Linked DNA regions of Mus musculus: all the other regions are linked to region 5. The links are chromatin loops, found by intact Hi-C in ENCODE. Cell type or tissue: heart. All regions are shown on one strand. Each heading gives the region's core, and the rest is flanking DNA. Links, peaks and the distances in the headings are about the cores only. Region 1 holds the start of C9orf72 (C9orf72, member of C9orf72-SMCR8 complex). Region 2 holds the start of Slc35a1 (solute carrier family 35 (CMP-sialic acid transporter), member 1). Region 3 holds the start of Akirin2 (akirin 2). Region 4 has its middle 4.4 kb from the start of Zfp292. Region 5 holds the start of Smim8 (small integral membrane protein 8).

Evidence for each region. Hi-C counts contacts between places; a loop is a spot of excess contacts. Peaks named below come from ENCODE experiments on the same cell type or tissue, not always from the same donor. Only the 100,000 strongest peaks of a DNase experiment are listed, where the experiment ranks them.
Region 1: it touches region 5 in a loop (5-fold over the local background); 5 of 42 quality-filtered maps call a loop at or near these places.
Region 2: it touches region 5 in a loop (7-fold over the local background); 21 of 42 quality-filtered maps call a loop at or near these places.
Region 3: it touches region 5 in a loop (1.9-fold over the local background); 2 of 42 quality-filtered maps call a loop at or near these places.
Region 4: a loop joins it to region 5, with 7 times the contacts of the local background. A loop is called at or near these places in 10 of 42 quality-filtered maps.

The regions. Positions count from the first base shown.
Region 1 is chr4:35,222,734-35,228,775 of GRCm38, reverse strand. It overlaps C9orf72 (C9orf72, member of C9orf72-SMCR8 complex), which reads left to right and starts at 2,940. Exons shown (of 11, transcript NM_001081343.2): 1 at 2,940-2,988. In heart, for the core only: no CTCF peak of the experiment used is centred there; DNase peaks (open chromatin) are centred at 2,625, 2,915 and 3,415; H3K4me3 peaks cover 2,322 bases; H3K27ac peaks cover 1,549 bases.
Region 2 is chr4:34,684,545-34,690,586 of GRCm38, reverse strand. Slc35a1 (solute carrier family 35 (CMP-sialic acid transporter), member 1) reads left to right here and starts at 3,149. Exons shown (of 8, transcript NM_011895.3): 1 at 3,149-3,343. The coding sequence starts at 3,328. It overlaps Cfap206 (cilia and flagella associated protein 206), which reads left to right. Exons shown (of 13, transcript NM_001347062.1): 13 at 1,573-2,013. The coding sequence ends at 1,803. In heart, for the core only: a CTCF peak has its summit at 3,232; a DNase peak (open chromatin) is centred at 3,236; H3K4me3 peaks cover 1,731 bases; H3K27ac peaks cover 1,270 bases.
Region 3 is chr4:34,547,836-34,553,877 of GRCm38, reverse strand. Akirin2 (akirin 2) reads right to left here and starts at 3,263. Exons shown (of 5, transcript NM_001007589.3): 1 at 2,605-3,263. The coding sequence starts at 2,833. In heart, for the core only: no CTCF peak of the experiment used is centred there; DNase peaks (open chromatin) are centred at 2,337, 2,527 and 3,287; H3K4me3 peaks cover 3,341 bases; H3K27ac peaks cover 2,295 bases.
Region 4 is chr4:34,884,316-34,890,357 of GRCm38, reverse strand. No RefSeq gene overlaps it. Among named protein-coding and RNA genes, the nearest start is that of Zfp292, 4.4 kb to the right of the region's middle. In heart, for the core only: a CTCF peak has its summit at 3,462; a DNase peak (open chromatin) is centred at 3,677; H3K4me3 peaks cover 1,908 bases; H3K27ac peaks cover 1,452 bases.
Region 5 is chr4:34,775,697-34,781,738 of GRCm38, reverse strand. Smim8 (small integral membrane protein 8) reads left to right here and starts at 3,373. Exons shown (of 3, transcript NM_001330757.1): 1 at 3,373-3,460. In heart, for the core only: a CTCF peak has its summit at 3,276; a DNase peak (open chromatin) is centred at 3,338; H3K4me3 peaks cover 1,251 bases; H3K27ac peaks cover 900 bases.

The DNA.
Region 1 (6,042 bases), core at 363-5,362, 450 kb before region 5:
GCAATGTACCTATGGGAGTCACTTCCACTCCTATTAGAAGGGCTGCAGCCATTGCTTTCTGTGGGTGTTCTGCCATCCACACACAAGGGGAACAAAATGCCCTTGTCATGGATACACAGTCTTACCTAGGGTCACACTGGCCACTCTCTCCATTCCCTCCTTTAAGCCCCCACAGAAAGCTAGCACTGTGGACACTGAGTCACCAAGGAGTGAAGAACTGTCCAGTTCCGTGGTTAACCTAAAGCAGAGACGATACTTAATATCTGTTGTGGTTACAGAGCCCAACCTCTTATTTTGCTTTAGAAATCCCCCTTATCGAGGAGTGTCTGCATGACTGAACATTAGTGAAACATGATAGCTGACATTTTTCTATATCGGGTCTTTAAAGGTGTTGTTCTGGTTGGAAATAGGGGATAGAGTTCTCAGTTCCTGTTTGGAGAGATACTCCCTTTCTTTTTCTTTTCTTTCTTTCTTTCTTTCTTTCTTTCTTTCTTTCTTTCTTTCTTTCTTTCTTTCTTTCTTTTAATGGGATCCCCCCGCCCCCTTGATAGCCTTCAGCATGTAGTGTAGCCTAGGATAATCTTGAACTTCTAATCCTCCTGTCTCAGATTATAGGTGTTTGCCATCTCGTCAGTTCGTTTAGTATTGGGGAGTAAACCAGTACGTGGTAGGCAAGCCCTCTGCCAAATGCCCTCCACTTTCAGCCCTGGAGATATAGTTCTATAGCCAGCATATTTTCACTTAGAGCCTGGAGTTATTTGAGGTAGATTATTTGTAAAGTTTGAGAGGACAGGGTTAAAAATCTATCACACCAATATCATGAATCATATTTCTACATACAGTTAGCATCATTTTCTCTTTGGTTCTCTGGAGGAAAGATGTATTCTACCTTACACCTTTCAGGCAATACAACAATTATGAACCAGCATACCTACTTATTATTTTCTTCCTGATTAATAAAAGTTAGCTACAATCCAATTAAAATATATAGGCTACTTTACCTATGCCTAAGTAATTGTTCCATCTGATGTGAAGAAAAAGGTCTCCACTCATTGATCACAAAATATAAGTTGTATCATGGTTTATTTCATTTCCTGTGGTCATACAATATTTTAGATCGTGATGTTTCATTTTTTTCTCCAAAGAGAGAAAAAGAGAGGAATATGGTAGGGACCAAACCCAGGGAGTCACACATGCTAGGCAAGCCCTCTACCCACGAAGCTACATCCCTAGTCCTTTCTTGGTTTGATTATTTTTTTTAAATAAAACATTTATTCTAGGACTGATATTACACAAAATAAGTTATTTGAGGGACACTGTTTTTGTCTCTAGGTAAAATTTTGAAGGAAAAAAAAAACACTAAGAAGGTATATTCCTTCAAAGTTCCAGTCTTATTCTGAAGTGTAATGTTATGTTAGTTTGACTCACAGACAGGTTTTAAAGAAGGGCTTACTTCAAGAGGACACCAAACAAATACCTTCTATTCCTAGTGGGCTCTGGAATCACAGAAAACTGACCCAATCAATTACATTGATAGCTCTGGCTTACTACAGACAAGCAAATTATCTTAAGTGTGCATGCATGCGCGTGTATGTGTGTTAGTACCTAACACCCACCTGGGAACTTTTCAGCTTTTCAGTGTGGGATATAGTATAAACGTCTATTCCTCGTGTTGTGGATTAGCTGACTGGCCTCACTCAGCTGCCTTCCTTACCTGCAAACTCACCCACTTTGACTACAGCATCGCACTCTTAACCCTAGCCTTCCAAACATGGTCCTATGCTATTTCTGTGTGTCTGGATGTATTTTTAACTCTCAGATGTATACTTCATTTATGAGATATACATCTGAAGACCACGGTACAAAACACTGTAAGAACTTGATAGAATGACAACTGCTAGGTAAAAAAAAAAAAAAAAAAAAAAAAAAAAAAAAAAAAAAGCATACAATACCTGGTGAGAGTTCTATTTTTACCGAAGGTGGTATTGATAGGTATTCTGTTATTAATGCCTTTCTTTTCCCTATAAATGATGAAAAGTTGCTGGAAAATAATAAACACTACTCATCTGTAGTGAAAAGCCACAATACAGTTACAAACCAATCAATCAATCAATAAATCAGACGTCATGGTGTTCTTTTCCCAAAGGTTAAAAAACAAAGTGCACTGTGCTATTTGGCAAAAATGACGTTTAGAAGAAAACACGGTGACTACGCACAGAGGGTGGGGGAATCATTGTGCTTGTTGCGGAGTGAACACGTACAGTGTGCACGCAGACTTACGGCATTTAACCGTGTCATAGGGACCAAAGGAAATCCACTCACTCACTAAATATTTGTTGAGCACCCACTACCTGCCAACTCCCAAACAAAACAAAGCAAAACTACTTACAACCACAAACTACGCTTCGTAACCTAGATAGATAACGCAGGTGACACTATCTATCTAGGTTGAGCTCAGCTCTGCCCATGCTTTTCCTGAGCGGCTCTTGGAAGAAAAGCTACAAAGCCCATGACAGCCTCCGCCTGGCCAGCTGCCACTGGCATCTCAAGGCTGGCAAAGCAAAGTGAAAGCGCCAACCCGGAACTTACGGAGTCCCACGAGGGAACCGCGGCGCGTCAAGCAGAGACGAGTTCCGCCCACGTGAAAGATGGCGTTTGTAGTGACAGCCATCCCAATTGCCCTTTCCTTCTAGGTGGAAAGTGGTGTCTAGACAGTCCAGGGAGGGTGTGCGAGGGAGGTGCGTTTTGGTTGCCTCAGCTCGCAACTTAACTCCACAACGGTGACCAAGGACAAAAGAAGGAAACAAGACTGCAGAGATCCGCACCGGGGAGCCCTGCAGATTCTGGGTCTGCTGTGGACTGGGGGCGGGACTGCGACTGGGCGGGCCTGGGGGCGTGTCCGGGGCGGGGCGGTCCCGGGGCGGGGCCCGGAGCGGGCTGCGGTTGCGGTCCCTGCGCCGGCGGTGAAGGCGCAGCAGCGGCGAGTGGGTGAGTGAGACGCGCGGGCGGAGGGGGGCTGCTGCCACGGTCGGCTCGCGGGCCGGCCGGCTCCGGGTACCAGCGGGGTTTTTTTCTCCTTCGAGGTGAACTCCTCCCTGTCCCCCGGGCGAAAGAGCCCTTGGCCTTGCAGGAGTTGCGGGGGCCGCGGCGGTGCGGAGGGGATGGGGATGGGCCTCATCTTTGCTGTCCGCCCGCGCTCCCCGATCCCGACCCGGAGCGTCTCCCGGGCCCTTGAGGGAACCCTCCGGGAGTACGGCGAGCGCGGCCCCCACCGCCACAAGCCTGGGCCCCAGGGGCCTGGCCCGGCGACAGCTGGTGGGTCCTGCGACCCAGTCAGGTCTCCCGAGGGTCCCCGCCCGGGAGGAGAAAGCGCCGGTGGGATGGAGTAAGGACGGACAGAACAACACGCAGGCAGGATTTCGCAGAAGTTTGCAAGGAGTGCGGATGCCCACTTACATGGGCTGCTACTCTTACCAGGTTGTTCCCCAGTTCTGTGGGACGTGACCTGGTTGCCTCACAGCTCCGCGGTTGTACAGACTTATTAAAGGAAGTGACCATTGTGACTTGGGCATCACTTGACTGATGGTAATCAGTTGCAGAGAGAGAAGTGCACTGATTAAGTCTGTCCACACAGGGTCTGTCTGGCCAGGAGTGCATTTGCCTGGGAGGGATTGGTTGCGCTTTCTGGTGTGGGGACTATTAGGCTCTTGTAGAGTTTTGTCCCGGCAGATGGATAAATTTCTTGTTACACTGTTCCCGTTCGTCACCAGTTGAGAAAAACGGGTACACAGTCTGTCTCAGTAGTACTTTTACTTTATATTAAGGGCCCAAAAGGGACTGGAAAATACTTTAAGATAGAATCGTTAGTCCACTTGGAAAACTTAAAATATGAGAGAGAGAGGGGGGGGGGAGAGAGAGAGAGAGAGAGAGAGAGAAAGGAAGGAAGAAGGAGGAAGAGGAGGAGGAAAGAGATTGAGATTATGTTAATAATATGGAATCAGAATATTTGAAATATAGTAAGCGTCCCCTCAGTTAAAGAGGACATTCCAGGAGGCCCCCAGTATAGCCTGAAATCTCAGGAAACGCCTACATACACCCATCGTGTGGATATAGGTGTTTTCCCTTCATTACATTTCATACACAGATGTTAAAGTTTAGAAAGTAGGCACAATAAGAGATTACAAATAACTGATAATAAAGTCGAGCCATTGCAGCTGCTCTGTAAAAGTCCTGTGAATGTGATCGCTTTGTGTTTCAAAGTAACTTACTGTACTTCACCCCTGTTAAGCAAAACAAGATTCACCTGAACGCAGGCACCTTGGTACCTTGGCAGACACCAGATCTGATAACCAAGAGGATGGAGAAGTAGTGGCAGACAGTGTGGAGAGCATGAATATGCTAGACAAAAGGGTGAATCATAACCTAGGAGCAGAAAGCAGGTATTTCATCATCCTCCACAGTAAAAACCTATGTCACGTAAAAAACCTACAAGTAGTTTTTCTTTTACTCTTTTTGAATGAAAGCTTGCTACAGGCACTGAAAGTTAAAATAATCTGTGGATCAGGAGGAACAGGGGTTTTCTGTCTGAGTCACTGCTGACTAGCACCTCAGTGACCATTGGCACTGTGGGAAACCCCAGAGTCAGTTGGAAACTTCGAAACTAAAGGTGACGGTGTTCTTATTTCATAGAACACAAAAAATAAGAGGGGTTACAGCCTGCGCTGCAGACTGGACATTCAACAAGCATTTAAATTTCTGGGAGACAAATGTAAATATAACTTTAAAAGTTGGTAAAATACTCTGTTTGGCTATGTTGGCCATCCAATGTTTGCTTTTAGAAAATGACTGAATGGATAAAACGTCTATCTTTTGAGCCTGCCCTAGACCCCCATGTTGAGTGAATACTGTCCAAGTGTTAGGTTAGCCGGCCTGAGAAACTTGGATCTAGGCAAGATGGCACAGTCCTGGTGTCATGAGTATGCATGTGAGTTTTGGCTGAAATTGAACATTTGTAGAGAATGACAAAGGCTGGTCTGGCAAGTAGTCCACTGTCTTTACAGTGGTCTTGGTTAGTTCCTGTTTGGCTGAGAGGGCTGGTTGATGGCTGTCCTGCCCCTCTTCCCACAAGTGGAAGCCTTATGGTATAATTCTTGATCACAGTAGCAGTAGGCAAATGAACTTCCTCAAAGCAGCCTGGAAAGCTGATTTTTTTTTCTTTCTTTCTCTTTTTTTTTTTTTTTTCACAAGGTTAAAGAAAAAACAAAGGGCTTCAAATGTGCCAGTCTGCTAACAGTGTTAACATGTTTATTAACATAAATAAACTTTATTAGTTTTTGGAAGTATTGGTTAAGCCCTCGTGACCCCTGAACTCGGTTTATAGAGTGATGAGTCGTAGCCTCACTCTGGTTTGGACTCTGGCTTCTCTCAGAAGACTCTGTGGCTAATGTTAACCTTCTGAAGTAGCCAGAAAACATATAAGCAAAAGTCTGTGAGGTTGAAATGAATTTTTTGGCCACATTTGTATATGGGTTCCCACCAATGCTAACTTCAGGTGTTAGTAATATCAGACTCACAGCTTCCCTGATTACACTTCGCTATAAGACTTTATTTTTTAGGTCATAGGAATTTCCCCTTTTTCATGATTCCTAAATCATGAAATAACATAGTCTAAAAATACGGTATTCCTGAAATAAACAATTTCTAAGTTTTAAGCTGCGTGCTATTCTGAACAGTCTGATGCCCTCTTGTAGCTTTTACTGTGTCCTACCCCGGGCATGGTTGATTCCTTTGTCCAAACATCTGTCTGTTGTATCCACACTGGATTGCACCACCTGCGTGCTAGTCAGTCACTCAGACATTTTAGTTATAAGGTAGCTTATATTTACTCCTTATTTTATTTAATAATGGCCTCATAGCAAGGCGGTAATGATACTGGTAATTTGGGTTTGCTTAAGAGGAGCCATGAAGTAGTTTTAAATGAAAAGGTGAAAATTCCCACTATAGTTTGGAGGGGGAGGCTATACTGGTACTACTACGATTCAC
Region 2 (6,042 bases), core at 504-5,503, 91 kb after region 5:
CCTGAAACCGTAATGTGTTTTATCCACCATTCTCCTGAAATGGTGAAGTAAAATGTGAAGTAAAAGATCGCCCAATAAAGACAGAAAGCTTGCAGACTTAAAATGTACTTAGGGGAAGGCTTTCGTAGTAGGGAAGACTCTTGCTCCAAAAGCCCAAAGATCAGAGTTTGGGATCCACAAGCCTACGTGAAAACGTAAAGGCTGGCCTCAATGGCACACAACGCTGCCATCCCCGGGTGCCCACAGGAGATGGGAGGTGGAGCCATGAGACTTCCCGGAAGGTGGCCTGGCTTATGCAGTAGCAAAGATACACATGGAGAACTCCACCTCAACCAACCTTTGGCTTTCACTCAGAGGGGGAATAGTATTTAGAATTTTTTTTAAGAACTTGAAGTGTGTTAAAGCAGGTCTTTTAATCTTGGTGGGTTGAACAGAAAGAAGATGGGTATTTAAATAAGACTGGGCAGAAAAGCGCCAGGCGTGGTGGGGACAGCAAGGTGTGAAGGCAACGGCTCGGACACACAGAATCTTACTGCTCTCACTGCGCAGTGAAGCTTCCCAAGGGAGCGCGTCCTTCATTGCATCTTATAGGGGACAATCTGATAACTTGTTGGGTCTTGTTGAGGGCTACGAGCCAGTGGCAGAGCACTTACATATAGCATGTGTGAGACCCCAAGTTCTAATCCCAGCACAAAAATATTTGTTTACGTAACAAGTCTCTTGGAATAATAAAATTATTCTATCAAAAATAATGAAATGACATAGTCTTATGAATGTAGAGATTTGGATCTATGATGGTTCAAATTCTGAATTACTTAGGTCTGCTCTCCTTCACTTTATGCTTTTCTTACCCTTTCCAAATTGTTATTATTTCTTATCTCCTCTGCTTTCTTTGTGGGGCTGAGGATGAATTTAGGGCTTTCCACGAGGTAGTCGCCTTGAGACCACGGAGTTATGGCATCTAGTCCCCATCCTCCATGGTTACTAGCCTGTGCAATCTGTCTAGTCTCATGTTTTCCAGTTATCCATGAACAGAAGTAAGCAAGATGAAAAACGAGTAAGCTGGAAACAGATTTTCATATTGTCAGCATAGTGTGACGCTCATTCTAAAAACCCACTATAAATCGTCACTTTCTCATATTGGACCGTCGCAACCCAGTCGTGTGCATTTCTCTTCAGCTCAGTCTCAGCATGTCACAGGTTTTCCCACTTTGTAAAGGATTCTTAAGTTTATTCTGTTCTTGATTAATTTTTGCCATGCAAGCTGATAAGTTCACTCCCCAGAACCTGCCATAAAAGGAGAGAATTAATACCAGGGGTTTTCCTCTCTCTTCCACATTCACACCACGGCATGCACATGCCTGCAATCATACCATACACATCCTCCTCCTCCCCCTCCTCCCCACCCTCCTCCCCACCCTCAGCCTCCCTGTCATCATCCATCCTCACCATCATAGAAAAATGCATTATTTATTTGTGAAATGGAAAGTTAATAGGCAAACATTAACTAAATGCCTGATTTTTTACATTTTTTTAGAGAAACATTATTCCCTATGTTCTCTTTCTACCTAGGCTAATTTGCGCCAGAAAATTACTCACTCCGTCCAGACTGACCTTAGCCACATGAGAAGAGATAACACCTCACAGGTGTACCCTTTGAAAGAGGCTAGCACCCAGTCCAAGAGAGAAGGCAGCAGCCGAGTGCCCAGGCCCCAGATTTTCATAGCTGGCCTTCGTGGGGGACAAAGCAAAACAACCTATGGGGTGAAGGTGAACTTAACCAGAGCGGTGGACGAAACCTAGAGATGGACGTTTACAGGAAGCTGCTCCTTAGTGGCACGGATGGAGGGTTTAAAGTGCTGTGCGTGTATAAAGCTCATTTGCGGGGCTGGCACAGTCACTGGTTGTGTGACTGTGCACTAGGGCACCGTATCCTGCCTGACTGTTATGCAAATCTAAAAGCAGTTTCTGTAGTACATTTTTCGTTTTATTAAAATTGACAAGTAAAACTCTGTCCGCGTATTTGTTTTATATTTTAGACAAAGTTTACAGCATTAAGATTGACATTGCAATGCCAGCTAGATAGTAGTATGCTTATCACTGGAATAGAGGCTGCTTCTAAAACCCTACAAAATGTTAAGCCCTGACACTCTGAAACACAACGCTCTGCTTCATTGCTATTTAGTGATAACAGATTTCTATATCATGAGCCTTGCTATCTGGAACAAGTGAAGCCTACATTCATATGCTGCCTTTTAAAAGCCAGAGAATTGATATTTATATTTGAATTTTGGGCTCATTGAAAAAAATCAGAATGTCTGATAAGACTGGCTGGCATTCCAGCTTGATCCTTTTATGCTCTGTTGTCTGCCTCAGAGCCCGCTGTGGCTTAAGCGCTTCCCACTTCCCACTCTGCGGCCTTATTTGGCTCATAAGCAGTTGGGTTTTCAGGTCCTGAGAATTCCAACTTTTTAGAGGTATAGTTTTTTTTTTTTCCTTTTCCATTTTTTATTAGGTATTTAGCTCATTTACATTTCCAATGCTATACCAAAAGTCCCCCATACCCACCCACCCCCACTCCCCTACCCACCCACTCCCCCTTTTTGGCCCTGGCGTTCCCCTGTACTGGGGCATATAAAGTTTACGTGTCCAATGGGCCTCTCTTTCCAGTGATGGCCGATTAGGCCATCTTTTGATACATATGCAGCTAGAGTCAAGAGCTCCGGGGTACTGGTTAGTTCATAATGTTGTTCCACCCGGGGTTATTTTCTAATAACATCCTCTAGTCACAGTAACCATTAGAGCGGTTGAAGTGCCTGTTAATACAATCTAATTTTTCTGAGGTCTTTTTGCTGCCTGAAGTTACCAAGTTAAGCTAGACAGTGACAGTAAGGATGATGAAGACAGACACAGTACTTCCGAGCAGTATGTAATATATACTAAATTTATCCAAGAGGTAACCATGGAAGGCCGTGATGGAGTTGAAAGTTATAAAAGTCCGAGTTCTCGGAGCCTCTCTAACGGTCTTCACACAAAGGAATAATCGAGAGCATTTCAGAATCCTTCTTGCGGGGCCCATCCTCTCGGAGGGGCTGGTCTCTAGAAGGAAACGCTCGGCCACCTTGACTCCGCCCCCCCTCGGTCGACCGGAAGCTGCGGTTTTCCGAGCCCCCGCAGGACCGAGTCTCCCAGACTTGTCGCTCCGCACGCCGCGCGGCTTCCGCCGTAGCCCCCGCTTCCTCCTCGCGCGTGTGGTGCGGCGGGCTCTCTAGGCCGGTGCGTCTCTATGGCCGCAGGGGCGTCAGTTCCGCAGACTCTCTCGGCACCATGGCTCCGGCGAGAGGTGAGGCCGGGCTGCGGGCGGTCGCTAGGGAACGGCGGCCCGGGGTGTGCTGGCCGGGCCGGCTCTGGGGGCCGAGCCCTCCCTGCAGGGAGCGGCAGCGGGCTGCACCCGCACACCGGTGCAGTGAGCCGCCCGGGCGCCGGCCAGGTCCCTGCCTGGAGCGAGGCTGTGGTTCGGAGCCCTGGGCTTGAGGGCGCGCGCTGCTCCTCCCGATGGCGAGCCGTCTGGCCAGGGCTGTGGTGGCTGTCCTTTCAGGTTTTACGTAAGCTGGCCCCAAGGCTGAGGTTTTATTCTATAGCACTGTGGCTAGGACAGGCCAAAAGGCGGTGACGATTTTGTATTTATTTATTTTTAAAGCAGGAACCAACACTACATGGTCTCATTCTATAGCCCACGTTGGCTTCAAACTCGGGGAGATTTTCCTGCCTCAGTTTTACAAGCGCTGGGATTAGTGGTCTGTGCCCTCATGCCTGGCGACAACGTCGCTTTTTTTTTTTTTTTTAATTTTGTTTGTTTGTTTTTGTTTTTTCACCATTTCCCCAATGAGCACTGGCTTTAAGTCTAAATAAATGTTGGACAAGCATTTAAAGAATATCCTTTTGCGTGGATGTGAAATTATTTATCTTTGGGGGAGGGGATTTGACATTTAACATCAGGCGCCATGTAAGTTTTCTGTGGTGGTGGATTGTCCCATATCAGATAAGTCCTGTAGCATCCGGGAAGAGGGTAATAGGAAAAGTAGGGCGATTGACAAATGAACACTTAAAAGATGCAGCAGGCAGATCGGTACCCGCAAGGGTTGTTTACAGATTTAGACTTCTTGCCAGCACATACGTTGTTACATTTGGGTGTGTTGCACTTTTTTATCCTAATGAAATACAGTTTCTATACCTCCTTACATAGAGTCATCTTAACGATTACTCACCTGCTACTTCCTGCTATGTCCAAGCTTTCAGGTATGACAGTAATAGTCCCCCTAAAATGTAACTGGAAAACAAAAGGATAACTCCAGACTGACTCTTCTGGGGGATATTCTCCACCCAGAAACAAATGCCGTGGAAGGTAACAGATTCTCCACAAAGGGGGTGCTGGATGATCAGTGGGCCAGGTTTCTAGTTAATGGCGTGATATGATTTGAATTCTTAGGATAGTTTAAAGTAGCTGCGTACCATGAATATTTATATTACCTGGGAACGTTGACATTCCTAATCAATGAAGTTTCATCCTGGAAAATGAAGAATTGTAGAAGAAATGTTTTGATCTTATGGTAAACTGAAATGTAAGTGGAAATCATGGTTACAAGGATTGGTTTTAAAAGTTGAAATGTGCTTCTAAAGTGGTATTACAGACCAAAGTCATCTATGTTTTATAGTATCCAAACTTAGACTTTTCTACTTTGATTAGTAATTATTTTCAAGAATTACATTTGCAGACCTTTTCATTATGGGTGTCTTAAACAAAACAAAACAAAACACCATGATATGGCTTATGCCTATTAATCCCAGCACTTAGGAGGCAGAGGCATGCAGAACTGTATCAAGGTCAGCTTGCTCTACATAGCAAGTACCAGGCCAGCCAGAGCTACATAGAGAGACCCTGTCTCAAGGAAAGGAAAAAAAAAAAAGTATGTTTTCTGGAGTTAAACATCTTTAGTATTTAAATTATCTTGCTTTTTTTGAACCAGGGACCTTTAACACAGCCCCCCCCCCCAAAAAAAAAGTGATTTGAGTTTTCACTTCTTAGTTATGAGAATATTGATAATTTCAGGTCATGGATGGCAGGCAGTCTTTCTGTAGAGAGCTGTTAGTCTCCGCCATAGCTGCTGAACCCTACAACTATAGGCAAGATAATTAAGGCAGATGAGCATAGCTGTCTCCTAATTACACTTTATGGACGCCAAAATTTTAACTTACTATTATTTCCATGTGTCTTGAGATAGGACTTACACATTTTTCCATTATTCTGAACCATCATATAAAACTATGGATGGTGTAGTTCTTGTACTGACGGATTAAATGTTACTGCTCCATATTTCTGGAGTCATAAACTCTTTCATAAGAAAGTTTTAGAACAATGGAAGTATTATAGTACTTCCCTCAGTGCCCTTTACATAAGCATTGCTGGTCTGGCAGATTGGACCATTTAGGAAGGAAAGATAAATAGTTATATGGCGTATTTCTTCTTCTCTGTTGTACTACTTCTTTGGTTTAAGAACTTGCTTACAACTTACAAATCCTGCTTTAATTCACCAAGGAGGAAACACTTATATGGAGACACTGCTTCCCTAGCTTCTTGTGTAATCATATTTTAAAGTATCTGTTTGAAACACCTATTTTATTTACCTATGATTAGGTATAATTACCTATGATTAGGCTTCCAAAGGAGTGAACAAAAGCACGTTTAGCACATAAGACGTCAGTTAATAACTAGCATCCCGGAGGAGTCTCTTGGCATCCTTAGGATTATGTGTAACCCGTGAACTAAGACCAGTGTTCCCAGGGGACACTTGTTACTAATCTGATGACAAAACACTAACTGTGAACACCTAGCAGATCCAATGTAAATCCATTCTCAGTAGATCTCAATGACAAGGATTAGATTCAATTATAATTAATAAAAAAGAAATTGTGGGAATTGGTTTTCTCATATAAGTCTAACACAATACTCTAAATTTTGTCATGGAAAGAAAAGAGAAAAAG
Region 3 (6,042 bases), core at 756-5,755, 230 kb after region 5:
GTCTCTCTCTCTCTCTCTGTCTCTCCCTGTCTCTCTCCCTGTCTCTCTCTCTCTCTCTCTGTCTCTCCCTGTCTCTCTCTCTCCCTGTCTCTCTCTCTCTCCCTGTCTCTCTCTCTCCCTGTCTCTCTCTCCCTGTCTCTCTCTCTCTCTGTCTCTCTCTCTGTCTCTCTCTCTCTCTCTGTCTCTCTCTCTCTCTCTCTCCCTCTCTCTCTCTCCCTCTCTCTCTCTCTCCCTCTCTCTCCCTCTCTCTCCCTCTCTCTCTCTCTCCCTCTCTCCCTCCCTCTCCCTCTCCCTCTCCCTCTCCCTCTCCCTCTCTCTCTCTCTCTCTCTCTCTCTCTCTCTCTCTCTCTCTCTCTCTCTCTCTCATTGTGAGACAGGGTTTCTCTGTGTAGCCTTGGCTGTCCTAGAACTCACTCTGTAGACCAGGCTGGCCTGGAACTCAGAAATCCGCCTGTCTCTGCCTCCCAAGTGCTGGGATTAAAGGCGTGCCCCACCACCACCCAGCTGATTTGATTTTAGGTTTCAAGATGTGGTCAAACTAGATCAGCTGGCTAAAAGACTAAAAATACTCCCAGTTATTTTACAGTATACTGATTGAGATGTGGAGACTCTTAAACACTCTGCACTACAGCACTGACATGGCAGACTGGGAGATCATTACCGTTTCTGAACAACCTCCCTTAAGTAAAGAAACGTGTCATAGCTCCCTGCTGTGTTAGTATTCAAGATTATTTTAACTGCATAGGGATATATTGTAACTCTCAAACTTATCACTAGCTCCAATGAAATTTATTGCTAGTTACAGCTATTTTAAAATGGCTCCATTAGTAGATAGGACACCATTTCAATGTTCAAATTTAGCATTTCATTAAAAACAAAAAATGTCTGCCCCAAGAATTCATTCTCCAGCCCGGCGGAGGTGGCGCCCGCCTTTAATCCCAGCACTTGGGAGGCAGAGACAGGTGGATTTCTGAGTTCAAGGGCAGCCTGGTCTGCAAAGTGAGTTTCAGGATAGCCAGGGCTACACAGAGAAACCCTGTCTCGAAAAACCAAAAAAAAAAAAAAAAAAAAAAAAAAAGGAATCCATTCTCCACTTTGTTCCCTTGTTTTACAGTAATGACTAAAGCAGGGGGTTCTCAGCGCTCCTGATAAGCCCACCCTTTAGCACAGTACCTCATGCAGTGATGATCCCAACCCTATGATTATTGTTGCTACTTCATAATGTAATTTTGCTACTGTTATAAATCATAATGCAAATATCGGAGCGTTCCCCCGGGGGTCGCGGCCCACAGATTGAGAGCCATTCCTCTAACAACTCGGTCAGGAGTGCCTTTATACACATATGTGGGGGAGGGCAGCTTAGGTATGATCCTTAAATAAACGTCTTGGAATTTCTACGAAAAGTGACTGCAACTCATAAAACAGCTTTTGGCTACGTTATATCAAAAATTTAAGAGCCAGACTAGGTAACTGAGGTTCTCCATGGATTTGGGTATGAATATTTAAATGTGACATTTAAAAAAACACACATGGTACAGTCAATTTCATATAGATGTTACCAAATACAGAACTCTATAGTTCCCATCTTTTTAAAATGAATTACTGAGAAAAAAAAAATTTAAGCTAAGCAAAGGCTTTAAGGATGATATCACTAAGGGCTTACACACACAGGCTCACACACTCTTGCATGCCACACACAAAAGAAACAGACTTACACTTCAAGTCCATTAAAGTTTACCCTAAGATTGTGCCGAAGGCACACAAAGATTTCCAAATGCAGAGGGGGAAAAAAAATCCCTAGGTACACATTTAGTATACAAAAGCAATCAAAGGTCCATCCGGCAGACACTTTGAGAAAATGTTTCAAGACTTCAAGTCTGAAGTCCACTGGAATCTTGATTTATTCGTTACTCTCGAGGCTAGGTTGTTTTCTCCCAACATACTTCATTGGGATAACTAAAGCATTTACAAATAAACTAGTCAGTCTCAATTTGAAGTACACCTTCCTTTTCATTAAAAGTTCAGGATCTCTTAAGGACTGGACGCATAGTGAGATCACATTACAGTACTCGGGAAGAACATTTGCTTTGTTGTTGACCCTGCTAGGGAAACAGGTCTTGACTCAGCCAAAGTGGCGTTCTTGTGGGTGATTAATGACAGGCCTACAACTCGCCCCAGTGACATCCATCCCCCTCCAAACCCCACCCCTTCTATACTAAAACCAGCCAAGTCTAAAATGGAGGAGGGGCTGCCTTCTCGCCTCAAACCACTCAGTCACTGAGTTAATAGCTGCAACCAATCGATTCAGCCCAAGAGACCCGGAGATTCGGGTGAAATGTGACCCTTCTCTCGCCTGACTTATGAATAATATCACCCTCTCTGATCATTTCCGCTGGGGCTCTACATAAGGAAACGATTCTAGGGATCTAGCCCCAAATGATCTGCCTCACAATGAGGGACCCCCACAATGCCGGCCAACCCGACTCGTACCCACCCAACCTGCCGACACCACCCCCACCTCGGTTCAGGCCCTTCCTTCCCTTTGTGTCCGCACCCAAGCTCCCGGCCGCAGCCCACCCCGGCAGCCCCGGGGCCGAGGCCCACCTGTGGTGAGCCGGGAAGAGACGTCGCCGAAGGGGGAAGGCTCCATCCGGAGATACTTCTGCGGCGAGGCGGCCGCGGCCGAGGCGGCGGCGGCGGCGGTGGCGGCGGCAGGGGAGGCGGCAGCCGAAGCCGGCGCCGACAAAGGCGCGCACCGCCTCCGCTTCGGAGATGCGGGGCTCAGCAGCGGGTCGAAATCCAGAGTCCTTTTCAGAGTGGCTCCGCACGCCATGGTGGCGGGCGGCCGAGGCTCGGCTCGGGCGGGGCCGGGAAGGACGGGGGCAAACGGGCCCTCCGAGGTGCCCGGTGGGTGTGGGGCCCGGGACGGCGGAGCCGCGACAGGGCAGGCGGGCGAGGCGCGAGGGTCGCGCCGCCGGCTCGGGGCCGCTCCCGAGAGGCCGGGCCGCCCCCGCCGTGCGCTCGGGCTGAGCGCGCCGGGGCTCCTGCGCGGAGACCCGCTCCCTTCGGAAGTGGACCCGGCCAGTGGCGCGACCCAGACGCGATCTCCGACACGCCGGTGCAGACGGAAGCTCGTGAGTGGCGGCCACGCGCGGGAGCTGCGAGGTAGCCCGGCCGTACAGAGCTAAGCAATGCACTCGACCCTCTCTTCTCCACGGAACAACTCTGCCACCCGCCGCCGGCCCCAATATGGCGTCAATAACAACGCCGCCGATTCAAATCCTGCGGCCCCAGGGCGCCTGCGCACCGGGGGCGGGCCCGCCAGAGTGCATTCTGGGATTTGTGGGGTTTCGTGAAGGGCAGGGATCGGCCTGAAAGGCGGTTACCCAGAAGTCACAGAAACTACGACTCCCGTCATCCAAGGCGCACGATCCCAAGTTCCGGGTTGGAATTTAAATACCCCCTCATAAGTAAGAGAGTTTAAAAAAAAAAAAAAAAAAAAAAGACCTAAGGAAGAGAAAGGAGAGCCTGTGAGACAGTGGGGAAGAGGAAGCGAACCCATTGGAAAAGCAAGCTAAGCACTTTAGAGACCCTGTGAAGATTTGGCATAGTGACTTAAACGGGATATAACAAAGAGCCAGTCTAATATTTGGAGAGAGATTAATTTAGCTGTCAGGAGCGCCAAAAAACCAAATCTGTCACATGGAGGAGATAGGAAATAATGAAAACACCAATTTGGGTCCTCGAGACAGAACGACAGTAATAATATCAGATTACAGGATCTTTGAAGTCTGTGCTTTGCGCTTCCCAGATAGGTACTTGTTTGCTTATTAAATTCTGCATAGCTGAAAAGGAGCACAAAGTCAATTGTTTACTATGAGCAGAGAGCGATCAACACCAGAAATTTGTTGAGTTTGGAAGGCTGGGTGGGGTCTAGGGAAAGGCAAGCAAATAAATGCCTAGGGAGCAGGACCCATCTTTATTAGCAAAGTGGGAAGAAATATTTCTAAAATTTGTTTTTTCATCAACTATCTAAAATAGGGATCGACTACAGCACTGATGAAGTAATTTATGTAGATACTTTATATCTTCTGCCTGTGGATGCTAGCTCTCCACCAAGATTATAAGTATTAATACGCCTAATGCTCACTCTTTTCTGCTTACTCAGAAATCAACATATGTGGCTGCTTTATAGTTGTTTTGGACAATACCTCTCTATATATCCATTTGTTTAGAATTGTTCACCACCACAAAGATCAGCTTTCTTGATCACACTGTATAAGCAACTCTGTCACACTTATTTTAATTTAGAATATAGTTCTTAGAAAGTATCTTTTGAGAAAGACCAGCATTCTATGAAACAGTCACTTAACTAAGACTTGTACTAAGGATGTGTTTATTAAATTATAAAAACTCCAGGAAATCTGTTATTGTGCTGAAACTGACTGGACGTTCATACTTTATGTAAGAGCAGAATAAGAAAAGTTCTTGACTTTTTTTTTTCCTTTGGAGATAAGATCTGATATCAAATTCACTGGGTAGCCAAAGATGACCTTGAACTTTTGACCCTCCCACCTCTACCTCCTGAGAACTAAGGTTAAGATGATTGGCGTGTGCCATCATACATCGTTTATATATTGCCAGGGGTCAATCAAGCACCCTAGCAACTAAACAGCAGCCTCTCCTTTTGTCCACTAAGATTTGACCACAGGTGGCACGGAAGGTAAAAGGGAGCCACAAGACAGGACATTGAGATTGTGTGGAAGAGGAGGAAGGGGTAATAGAGTATTTGTGACATGAAAGCAGAAGGTAACTGCCAGGGGAGAAAGGGTACACGGCCTGGAGGAATGAACAGAAACAAATCAGGTATGAGCAGGCCATAACGCAAATTGCATTGTGGGCTAATGTTAAAAATAAACAAGAAATTCAGTAGGATAAATAAAAGCAATTGTATAGAGGTCAGAAAAAGAGCAGTAGTAAGGACTACCAGCGTTAGCCACTCTAATTGTCTGGGAATGTCGATATAGCTAGCATAGTTTGCTCATTTATGCTTTTGTCTTTTGTTGTTTGTTATTTTTGAAATTTGTTAGTTGGTTTTTCCTAACTGTTGTATGGCTATGAAGAGACACTATGATCAAGGATACATATAAGATAAAGCATTTAACTGGAGGCTTGCTTATAGTTTCAGAGGGTTATCATCATGGAAGGAAACGTGGCATGGATGGAGTAGTAGTAGTGAGAGCTTATAACTTGATCTGGAGGCAGGAAAGAGAGACAGAGAAAGAGAGACAGAGAGAAAGAGACAGAGAGAGACAGAGACACACAGAGAGACAGACAGACAGACACAGAGAGAGAGAGACACAGAGAGAGAGACACACACACACACACACACACACACACACACACACACACAGAGAGAGAGAGAGAGAGAGAGAGAGAGAGAGAGAGGGCCCCCCTTGTGATACATCTCCAACAAGACCACACATCCTACCTTCCTAAATAGATGACCAACTGAAAAACAAGTATTCAGCTTGTGAGCCTTAGTGCCAATTCCTATTCAAACCACCATGCTAATTACTTTGATTTGGGGTTTGGTTTTGTTTTTGTGGCTCTAATGGTACCCTGTGTGCATTAGGTATTTCCCTTTCCTGGTACCAGGGTTCCCTACAGAGTGACATTCAGTTTTGACATAGCTTGTACAGTAAGTTTTTCTAGTTTTTCTTTCTGTATTTTAAGGCATTTTTTATTAGATATTTTCTTCTACATTTCAAATGCTATCCCGAAAGTCCCCTATACCCTCCCCCAGCCCTGCTTCCTTACCCACCCACTCCCACTTCTTGGCCCTGGTATTCCCCTGTACTGGGGCTCTTTCTATATTTTTAATCGGTGTGTTTATTATAATCTGGATTTTCCTTAATTTTTTGTTCTTTCTGGTTTAAATTTAAACATGCCTGGGGCAGTTTCCCTTGGAAATTTGGGAACTCCTATCAGCAACAGTAATTCTTTCTGCATTAGGTCTGCAGCTCTAGGCTTATGTGGCCT
Region 4 (6,042 bases), core at 341-5,340, 110 kb before region 5:
ATGCATAGCCAAAAGGAAAATGTGAGTTCAACCATAATTCACCTTTAGGGAGGCAGGTTAGAGGACACCTTAAAAGCATGACAGCTTTGAGTTAGTCACTGGATAATGACACTGCTATCTAGCGAGTACTCAGCATTTTATATACACATTTCAATCTATCCCAACAACTTAGGTTGGGGGAAATATCACTGCATGAAATACAAATAGGGATTAGGAAATGGGACCAGAAGGTGTCATCAATCCCCTGATACTTAATTAAATTAATGACAGATCTGAAAGGTTCAAATCTCCTAGACTGCAGTGCCTTAAAAAATGAGGTCACGGGCTGGGGAGATGAATCATCACTTGAGAGTGCTTCCTGCTCTGGCAGAGGACCTGAGTTCCTAACACCTGTGTCACTTGCAGAGTCTGAAGAAGATTGCTGAAGGAAGACCCCAGACTCGGATAGTATGCAAAGACAAAGAGCTTTTATTCTGCAGAAACATCCAGCAAGCAAGGGTTATCATTGTTTCCAAATGGCAATACCCACAGAGACATTCAGGTTCTTTTTATAAAATGACTGCTTAATTGCTTCTGAGATAACAGCAGACTTCTAATACTTAGGGCGCATTCCAAGGGGTTACAGAAGCCATTAACGGAAGGTTAAAAAGAATATATACAACACAGGACGCCAGGTGCAAAAACAAGAGATAAGATATTGACTGAGTTTATCTAAACAAGACTTCACAGATGGCTTAGTTATCGTCTAAAACTTTTCATGACCCTGCAAGCTGGTAACAAACGGTGAAAGTTAAGCCAGAGAATTGCTCCTAGTGCATAGGCACGTAGGCATTCTCTGTTATAACCTCTTATTCAATTTATGACTGAATTTATGTGCAGACCTGCAGTGAGTGTCGTCCCCCCCCCCCCCCCAATGTGAACACAGTTTCTGAGAGTCACACAAGTACTAAGAACAAAGGGCCGACATAAGTCCCTCTCCACTTAGAGGAGGGCAATTTCCTGTGGCGGCTTTACCTAGCCTTCCACTGAGTCACTTTGAGATGCTAACTGGAGGCTGCAGGAGCCGACCCCCCGCAAAGCGACTTGGTCAGGCGGATCAGCTGCAAGAAGAACTGCAGAAGCAGGGTACCGTTTACCTAGGCTAGAGAGCAAATATGGTCTCTCTACAGTCTAAACTGTTTATAATGAGAACAAGGACGACAGGCTACTGTCAAATACAAACTGGATTGCATTCATTTCAATGGATACATATTGACTACTAAGTACACTGTCACTTGCCAAGTGACATTATAGAAAGTAGACTGGACATAATACAGTTTCTACTATTAAAGTGCTACCAGATTGTGAATAAGACTCAACTATATGGCACCTGACTGTATGCAACACAGTAAGTGGTTCATCAAAGCTACCCCACTTTGAAGAGTGGGGATCAGAGAAGTATAGAGAGAAAGAGAACATTTTGTAAAGGTGTGCTGTGATTGTAATTCTAGCCCTCCAGAAGCAGAGGCAGGTCGATCACTGCAATTTTGAAGCTAGCATGGTCTACATGGAAAGCTTCAAGACAACTAACACCATGTAGTAAGACTCTATTACAAGAAGCAGTGTTAAACAACAAAAAGAACTATGAGGGCTGGAGAGACAGCTCAGCAGGTAAGAGCACAGGCTACTCTTCCAGGGTTAGATTCCCAGTACCCACTTTGCGTTCACAATAACTTGTAACCCCAGATCTGATGTCCTCTTCTAGCCACTGCAGGGTCTATACATACATAGTACACAGACATACATGCAGGTAAAACATCTATAATGTAAATAATAAAATTTTAAAAGTCTGATAGAAGTTGCTTGTTGGAAATGACTCTTGTTCAATTTGTGATCAGAGCAAGAATACTCAAAATAGTACCAATTAAAATAGTACTGCTTCTATATTGAAGAAAGTGTCAAAAACAAAGGTTCCCAACCTATGGGTTGTGACCCCTTTGGCGGGGGGTGGGTGAACAGTCCTTTCACAGGGGTCATATATCAGATATTTACATTAGGATTTATAACAGGGACTGGAAAGATGGCTCAGCACTTAAGGGCACTGACTGCTCTTCCAGAGGTTCTGAGTTCAATTCCCAGCAACCACATGGTGGCTCACAAATATCTGTAATGGGATTTGATGCCCTTTCCCTGGTCTATAAGCTTCATGGAAATTTCTGGGCAGTCGTGGCGCATGCCTTTAATCCCAGCACTTGGGAGGCAGAGGCAGGCAGATTTCTGAGTTTGAGGCCAGCCTGGTATACAGAGTGAGTTCCAGGACAGCCAGGGCTACACAGAGAAATCCTGTCTTGAAAAACAACAATAACAACAACAAAAGATTCATGGAAATCAACAAAATTTCCTAAGTTGATGTCCTAGAATGAGAAGAGAGACCTGTGCATTTCTAAGTTCATTTCACCACAGCATTGCTATTTTTTAAAAACTCAAGTGTTACAACAGTGTGATATTATATAACACCCGATGAGGTAAATGATGTACAACGATTATAATTTAGAACTACAAGGCTGGGCGTATAGCTCCTAGTTGATAGAGCCTGTGCACAAGGGAAAGAGTGGGGAGAGGAGGAGGGGAGAGGGAAAACTATTTTCTGTATTTCTCTTTGCTTCTTTAGAGAAATGGTGCACGCCAATTCAACTACGCTACAGAGTTTGTTTCCAAGGTTCTGTTTTTGCTTTATTTTATGACTGCTTTCATTTGGGTGAATTAGAATAATTAGCGATGGCTTAGTTGACAGAAAGGCTGCCAAACATGCATAACGAACTCAGTACTGCACAAAACGAGTGTGACGGTGAAGGACAGTAGGAAAAGAAAATCAAGTCATTTTTCTGCCACGGAGTTCAAATCAAACATGGGCTGCAAAGTGAAACTATCTCAAAAAAACAACATAGTTTTTTCTTCTTCTTTTTTTCCTTTATATGTCATTACTCATTTTCCATTTGGTTTTTCTTCCTCATAAGGTAAAAGAAAAAAAAATCCCGCTAGATAAATCCCTCTGTTTCCCTCCATGAAAAGAATGTAAGGACTAAAACTAATCTTTTTACTCGTGCTTCGTGTTTCGGGCTCATTGGAATTGTGTACGTAAGCGGACCAGTGCCTGGCTTATGTTTTCAGCGCTTTTAATCGATCCGGTTGCTGTCTCTCAGAGGAGGAAAAAACATATCTTCTCTACAAAAAGTGCAGTGTGATTTTAGCAGATGAGGCGGCGGTCTTCACCCAGATCTCCAGTCTTCTTGGATGCACTCCAAGCAGACGCCAATCCTCGCGTCCCCAAGGCTGCGGGTTCAGGCGTCCGGGTGCAGCCCAGCTCTTTGGAGAAGGCCGGCCAAGCCCTGCAGGGCGAGTCTCCCGGCCTCCCTGCCTCCTCCGCGCGCAGCCCGAGCGGCTCCTCCCGGCGGGCTCTGGAGGCCGCGCGCCCGCGGGCTGTGTGGCCAGCTGAGGCAGCTCGGCTCGCGGGCTTCGGGGTGCAGACAGGGCTGGGGAGCAGCGTGGCGGCGGCCGGCGCTGCCAGCGTGCAGCAGGCACCGCGCATCCCCGGTTCCAGTCTTCAGGTCCCGCAGTCTAGGAATTCCTCAAGAGCCGGCTGGTGCGCCAGGCTTGCAGGAAGCCCGCAGGACCCGGGAAGCTGGCGCCACCCGGAAGCGCGGCTCCTCAGCACAAGTGCCGGAAGTGTAACTGGTGGCTGAAGGCTCGACTGCCTGAGGGCCCTTGTGATACCACGCCCACGAACTAACTGCCTTGCTTGGTCAAAACGCTGTCCCCAGAAACCTGGGGGCTTGTGGCCCAAGTGGCCTTATTGTCATTTTATGGACTGGGTCTCCAATTTTTCCTAAGAGCCTCTAGGCAGAGAAGGGTATGTGCGTGTGTGTGTGTGTGTGTGTGTGTGTGTGTGTGTGTGTGTGTAGTGGTTCCTGTGAACTGAAAGTTTGGTACTTAAGAAGCTAACGGCTACGGTTAAGTTTTGTGTGTATAAGGTCTCAAACCTGGGACATATGGCTAGCCAAGGGACCTGTTGTATAAAAACTGACCGTGACCATCAGGTTCTCAGCATTGCTAAGACCTGTTACAGAGTCCTGGCTTCTCTTAGCACGCCTCACCCCTGCCTCCCACCATAAACCTCTCCAGCCCCTGAACTTGCTTGTCTTCCCCCAGCTTGCGATTCCTAGAGAACTTAGCTATTTTGGGTGCACGCTCTTGGTCCTCGGCTCCCTTGGTCTCTTCTCTCTGCTTCCCCGCTGTCCCTCTAATCATCTGATCTATTCTGAGAGAAATGTTCACTCTGTACTCTCCCAAGTTGCCTCTGGCTGTTCTCTCCTTTGACAACCATACCAAGGGACAATCACATGCTCGTTTCCACTCAGTGTGCTTGTTGATTGTCTTCTCTGTGGGTTGGTAGGATGCCCTGCACCCACAGGCGTTGTATTAAATAGCTATGTAGATGTCTCTCTTTATTTTCAATTGTTAGTTTCTGTGCTATGACTGGATATTTGGTATGGTCGTTTCTGTGGCCCATTACTTCTTTCTATATGTAAATGTTTTGTCACTAAGTCACTTGCCCAAAAAGAGGAAAAAGCAAACAGGTCACAGAAAGTCACCTTGGTCTCAGGCTGGCCAAAAGGCACTAAGACATGGATTTTGAGGTCTGAGATACTCAAGCCATGCCTAGTGTGACTTGTTCTTCCTGCTGCCTGCAGACTGGGCTGGAGAACTGTTAGTTACAGCTCGAGCACCATGTCTTCCTGCCATGATGATAACGGACTAATCCTCTGAAAATATAAACCAGAAATATTGTCCTTTATAAGAGTTGCTGTGGTCCTGGTGTCTCTTCACAGCAATAAAACCCTAACTAAGGCCGTCTTTCTCCTCATAATTCTCAAGTTTAACAGTCACAGACACTAGATAAAAGCAAAAGGTGCAGATGAATTTATATGGCCGTACTAGAATGCAGATCCAATTTATGATTCCAGTTTCCTTTAAAATTTTATTTTCTATGTAAGAGTGTCATACCTGCATGAGGTCTGTGCACCACTTGCATGTCTGGTTCCAGAAGCAGTTGGCATCCCCTGACACTGAACTCACAGACAGCTGTGAAGCAGCCACCTGGTACAGGGACTACAACCCTGGTCTTCTGGAAAACTAGCAAATGTTCTTAACCACTGAGCCCATCTCTCCAGCTCCTAATCCAGTTTTTTTAGCCACAAGGGTATCATGGCCTGAAGGTAGGAATGACATTACTAGGTACCCCCTCCCCATCCCATTACCAGAGTCTCCGGAATGTGCTCTGCCATCGAGCTACACCCTAGCCCTATGTAATAATTTAAAAAATCATTATTCAGGCATATTTCACTTTGGATCTTTCTCTCCACACCTGCTGCTACACACTTTCCTTCCTGTAAATGAAGTGTGGTGTAACTCATTACTGTTGAATTGTAGAAAAGGTAAGCTTCCTAGCCTTTAGTTATTGTACAGTCCTTGCATTTACTGGTGCATTGGCTAATCACATATTTCTTTTGATAATTTTCATTGGAATCCTAAAATAGCATACATTGATGGAACTTTAATACCTGAACTATATATATAACCTGGGAAAATGAACTGCAAAATTTAAAATCTTAAGCAAGGAGGGTACAGGGCAGCTCATTGGTAGAGTATCTACAGGGACTAGGGCAAGACAAAACAGCTACCTTCATTTGTTTCTTCAACTCTTTTTCACTGTTCAATCCAATAGAGGAAATCCTTAGCCTTACAGTGTGCTCCCCTGGTCTCATGTACATGCAAGCATTAGAGGATTCTGTCTTGTTAATGTGCAGTATTGATGCTGTTTTCTGTAAGGTTGCCTTGTGCTTGTTCATCTTATGTAATGATTTAAAAGCATGCATTACAAAACATTCGCTGGAACAACACAGTATTCAGAGAACATTTTCCACTAAGTGTCCTCCTCCCGTCACCTGTGAGGACTAGAATCACATCTGGCTTTATTATATACATTTCCTGAAAAGGCTACTG
Region 5 (6,042 bases), core at 454-5,453:
GTGGGGGAGATGGGGTGCAGAAGATCAAGGGCGAAGGTGATGTGTTTGAACTTGAGACTTTCCAGAGGGTTTGTGGCTGGTGGTGGGTGGGTGTTTCTTTTTTAGAGGCATCATTGAACACTTTTCAGAATGCTGTTATACTTCATCAAACATTGTGTGGCTCAGCGGCTCAGTTTCTTGTTTAACGCCCTAAAATGATAGAGTTTAAAGCAAGTAAATGGAGATTCTAATCTTCCCAAAAGCTCCTGTTCTTTTTTCGAGTCTCAGGAAATACCTTCTCAGAACAAATGCCATCGCATTACAATAAAACTGCCCAGTCAACCGTCTTTGCAATGATGTTAGAAGTATGTTTCAGGTTCCAGAAATCACCACTGCAACTGAAGTGCCTGGACCAGGCAAACTTTATTCTTCATTGAGAGGAGAGGTGCACTTGCTTTTTATCAGAACCCAGGTGAGTCTTTCCCCAACTAATGGGGTCCAACCTCATAATCTCTTTCAACTGTGTAGTCTGAAAAGAATTGGCACATGGGAAATAAAGAAGTCTCAAAACATTTGCATAAAAGTCTTAAAAGGTTGGGGGAGATAAAAGATTTTACTTCTTTGTCCTGAGTCCTAAACACAAGTTTTATAGTATTTGATAAAAACAGTTCATATTTTGTATTTCTTTCAATGATCACACATCATAAAGATTTGTGATTAGATCTTTCTTATTTAACCCCAGCCATGAGAAACTGTTGCTTGATCTGTTTTACTGAAAGCTTTTATAGTGTTAAAAGTTGGAATTCTCGGGCTGGTGAGATGGCTCAGTGGGTAAGAGCACCCGACTGCTCTTCCAAAGGTCTGGAGTTCAAATCCCAGCAACCACATGGTGGCTCACAACCATCCGTAACGAGATCTGACGCCCTCTTCTGGTGTGTCTGAAGACAGCTACAGTGTACTTACATATAATAAATAAATAAATCTTTAAAAAAAAAATAAAATAAAAAAAAAAGTTGGAATTCTCAGTTATTTTTAAAAGACTGTAAAACCATTAACCAAAGGTCATATAAAGAGAATTGACAATTTGTTATAAGTGCTAGAACAGAAAATGAAATATTGACTGAGTTTATCTATACAAAGCTTCACTAATAACTTAAGTTATGGTTTTTAACTCTCCATGAACCTGTGTAGCTGTGGCAGGTGACGAATGTTTAGCCAGATAATTACTACTAATGGATATGCATGTAAACATTCTCTGTTGTAAACTTATTCGATTTATGGTTTGAATTTTGTGTAAACTTGTGCTGAACTTTTTACCATGGGATCATGTATTCTGAAAGATGTAAATAAGTGCTGAGGATAAAGAGAAGGGAGCAGTTCTCCTTGTCTCACTTCTCTTAGCAATTCTCTTTGTCCCACTTTTTTACATCCTGCCTTTTTCCTAGATCCCTTACCCACCTACCCCCCTTTTTACAAGCCTGTTTCCCCCTTTTTCTCAGAAAGCTTTCATCGGAAACTTTTTACAACTTAGAAATAAATGCTCAAATCACTTTCCAAAGTGTCCCTTTTTTCTTCCTGTGACTTCAACTAGCAGGATGAAAGTTAAAGCTGTGCAGTTCCTGCTGGAGATAGAACAAAGGCCACTTTACTTAATCTCCTCCTGTTTTAGGATGAGGTGCAAAACAGTTGCTCACCTCAGAAGATCTCAGAAGGCAGGTTAGCTACTGAAGCACAGTGACTTATAATTGAGATAGGAAAACGTATTATTATTATATAGTAACCCTAAGTGCCTTCTAAGACCAAATCTTATCACTGCTAATGCTCAAGGAGAGCCAGAACATGAAAGAAGATCTTCCAGGGCTGGCCCTGGGCAGGTTCACAATTGTCTTTAACTCTAGTTCAGGAATTCCATGCCCTCTTCTGCCTCCAAAGGCATCAGATAGAAAACTCACGCATAGACATATATAAACAACATATATATATATATATATATGATACTACCCGAAATAAATCACAAGGACTGTTAATCCCACAAGGCAAGAATAAGACTACTATCACAATTTTTGAGCTAAGCAGGCTTTATTAAATACTGGCCAGGACAAGGGACACTGCCCAAGGCCATATCCAGGAATCCCAGAGTAACAAATTACATTAGTCAGAAGCGTATACAATCAAAACTGACAAGGCTATATACATCCCACTTTTATGTAATCAGGGGCAAGTATACATCCTGACATATTTCCTGCCTACACCTCCCACCTATGTGTGCACATCCTGTGCAGCTGAGACAACCAGCCTTGTTTACAGAAGTGAAAACAAGTGGCTTGTTGTCTTACAGGAGCAACAGCTCCCAGCATTCCAAGAAGCTATCTGTTCTTGCCAAGAGGGGCTTACAGTTTAGAGACATTTCTGTTTTATGCCTAAAGCACACAATAATTTAAACTTAAAATATACCTTTAGCCTTCACAGGACAACTCAGGAGTCAGGATGGGAGGCCATAGAAAAGAGAGAGTAGGATTGGTTTTGAAAATTACCACAAACAATGTTCACATTTGTCAACTGATAATCCATTAATTATATCATATACTTTGGCTTGATGTCCTCGTAAAATAAGGCTAGGACTTATATTACTTAAAAAAAAAAAACCCGTGTTTGAGAAAATACTGATAATGTATGATTTTTGAAATTAAATATAAGCGAACTATTAATATCTATGTGAAAAACAAAATCGTCAGTGCTATCAGAGATCCCGTGAGAAGTCTCTTTAACCCCTGGAGATCTAATTTGGGAAACTCTGATTAGTAATCTCTGATCAATTTGAATGTGTTTTTTTTTTTTTTTTTTTACACAAGTGATGGTAGATGATCCCTGTCTCAGAACGGCTAGACTGACCACAGTCCCGGTTCTAAAGACTCGAACCCTTCACCACCACATGTAAAACTTCTAATTCCAGTCCCTTTTCTCTTAAAGCTCTTCTGCCACACCACTGCTCAACTAAAAGCACCCTATAAAGCCCCAGACTCCTTTTTGGCGATACTGCACTTCCTTCTCTTGGAGGCAGCTGGATTCTAGCCTGAATCTTTCCATTTCCATTAAGTGCCATTAGGTCCCATTTCCAATTCTGGATATCTCTTTATATAAATATACATGAAACCCACGAAACGAAAGCTTATTTGAATGTGAGAGGCTGAAAGTCAAAGGCCCCAAGAAATCAAACCAGACTGCTCATCTGGGTTCCAAAGCCAAGGGCTCCTGCAGTTCCAATGCCAGGGCTCGGCCCGGACCCCTGCTCTACGGCCTCCGGAGCATAGATGGCGCTGTGGTGCGGCTCTTAGAGCCCCGGCGGGAACGCGCACTGGTTGGGCGCGCACCGGGCGAACCGGAAGGAAAGTCCAGCAGCGGGCGTTCGCACGGGACGCCGGAAGTCTCTGAGCCTGGCGGCGTCCGAGCTGAAGCTTCCCCGGCTTCCCAATTGCCCAAGGTCAGGCTCCGCCAGCCCTCGAAGGGGAGGGTTGTGGTTTGCAGAAGATGCTAGGGTAGGTTGCCGGGAAGCCTGCCCGCCGACCACACAAGTTTTCACACTTGTTTATGAAGATTTATACTGAGCTCCGTAGGAGCCTGGGTATCTGACCGCGGTCTGAAAAGCTTTACAGCCTTCAGGTCCTTGCCACAGTGACACTCTTTCCCCAATCCATGAGTGGGGTAAATTACGAGGTGGAAAGTGGGTTTTGTGTGTGGTGTTTTTCTTTTTTCACTTTAAAGTTATATTTTACAGTAAAAACGATAGAGTTTATTTTTTAAAATCTAAGCGATCTCATTTCCCCACTGTGAGACAGGGGGCTGGCTGTCTTGGAACTCGTTCTGTAGACAAAGCTGGCCTGGAGCTCAGAGAGATCCGCCTGCCTCTGCCTCTCTAGTGCTGGGCTTATCTTAGGGTCCTGCGTCTGGTAGTACTTTATAAATGCAAAACACTTTCCTCAAAAATCAGTTTTGGAAAAAGATGCTGATGGAATAGGAGTCCACTACAATGGGAAGAATTGGATTATCCTACCCTAGTAGTGAAAAGGCATCGAAGGTAGGAAGGTTGCACACTATCTGTAGGATGACCGCTATTTTGTTAACATCTTTCCTTTTAAGAATGTTAACAATGTTAAATACACATCTGTAATATTGCAGTGTATAATATCATTCCTTTTATTAAGGTGGAATCAGAGTTGTCACTTACTCAAAAAAAAAAAAAAAAATTCCTTTAGAAGCACCAGAGTTGAGATTAAGCTTACTTAGTTCCCTCAAGCTATAAAGCCCTGATTCTTTCTCAAAGTTTCTCATATTAATCTAAACTATTGAAGGTGTCCTACTCCGGACTTTTACTTTCTTAAGCACTAAAAGAGTATAGTATGTGAAACATAATAACAAGAGTATCTATACTATCGTTGAATGTTTGGTCCATTTGAGGCAGTTCTCTATATATTTGAAAATAGAGTGCTTTTCCTAAACCAGTTCTCATTGTTTATATCTTCATACTTCCCCATACAATATAATATAGGTAGCTATGCCAATCTTGTTCTAGTGAATTTGGTGTGTACAGACACGGATAGTTCATTCGTTCACATGCACACATGTGCAGTATGTGTGTAGAAGCCAGAGGTCAGCCTGATGATGTTCCTCAAGGGCCACGTACCTTGTTTTCTGAGACAGAGTTTCTCACTGGGACCTGGGACTTACTGATCCCAAAGGGCTGACTGGTCAGAGAGCCCCAGAGATGAGCCTGCCTCCCCCACCCCAGCACTGGGAGTTTTATGGACATACCACAGCCTGGGTTTTATATGATGCTGGGGATTGATGCAGGCCCTCAGCACTGCTAATTAGTAACAATATATCGTCTGACAGTTATCAAGTGTTTATATAATGAGCTTCAGTGTTTTCTCCCTCATTGCCCACGAGTCCACCAGTCCAACCTCTTCTTCCCAACAGGCCCCTCTTTCCTCCCTCCCCCCTAACCTCCCTGTGTGCATAAAGTTATCTACCAGAGCAAGAACAGTTTATCAATGGGTATACCACTGAGGGAGATGGCACGTTCTCACTAGTTAACTGCTAATAGTTCCTCAGGGAGGAGTGGGGTCTGGTGCTTATTTTGTGTGAATAAGTATTTGTCTGTGTGTGTATATATATGCACCATGTGCGTGTCTGGTACCCATGGAGGCCAGGAGAGAGCATTGGACCCCTGGAACTAGAATTGCAGGCAGTTGTAGCCACCATGTGGGCTCTGGGAACTGTCCCTAGTCTTCTACAAGGGAAACAAGTATTTTTAACTGCTAGGCTGTCTCTTTAGCCTAACTAGTAAGTTTTCAAGTGTTGCTTCTCAAATATATTGTGGATCATCCCTCTAAATATTAATTTTGGTACAGTAGAGGAGGAAACACATACACACATTAAAAGATGGCTAGCCCTGACTTTGTTTGGACTTCTATATTGTGTCATGATTTCATAGACCTGCTCTTTTGTCTTGAGGTATACCCTTTCCCCGCACAAGGAAGAAAGGCAGAGCAAAATAAAAAACATCCTATTATAGAGCAACATATGACATAAGTGTAGCTTATCATTTTAAACAAGTATGAGAAATTCTGTTCGTGGCATGCCCGCTCATGTTCTTGATCATTAGTAGATAAGAAAGAAGTGTGATGGGAAAGGAAGACAGAAATACAGGCGCTTGGACAGATCGTACAGCTGACAGGGAGAGATAGCTCAGCGGTTAAGAGTACTGACTGCTCTTCCAGAGGTCCTGAGTTCAAATGCCAGCAACCAGATGGTGGCTCACAACCATCCGGAATGAGGTCTGATGCCCTCTTCTGGTCTGAAGACAGCTACAGTGTACTTACATATAATAATAAAATAAATCTTGAGGCCAGAGCGAGCAGGGTTGGAGCCAGCAGGGATCCTGAGTTCAATTCTCAGCAACCATATGATGGCTCACAACCATCTGTACAGCTACAGTGTACTCATATACATAAAATAAATAAATCTTAAAAAAATATTTTGCAAACAGATGCACATGGGTTAATC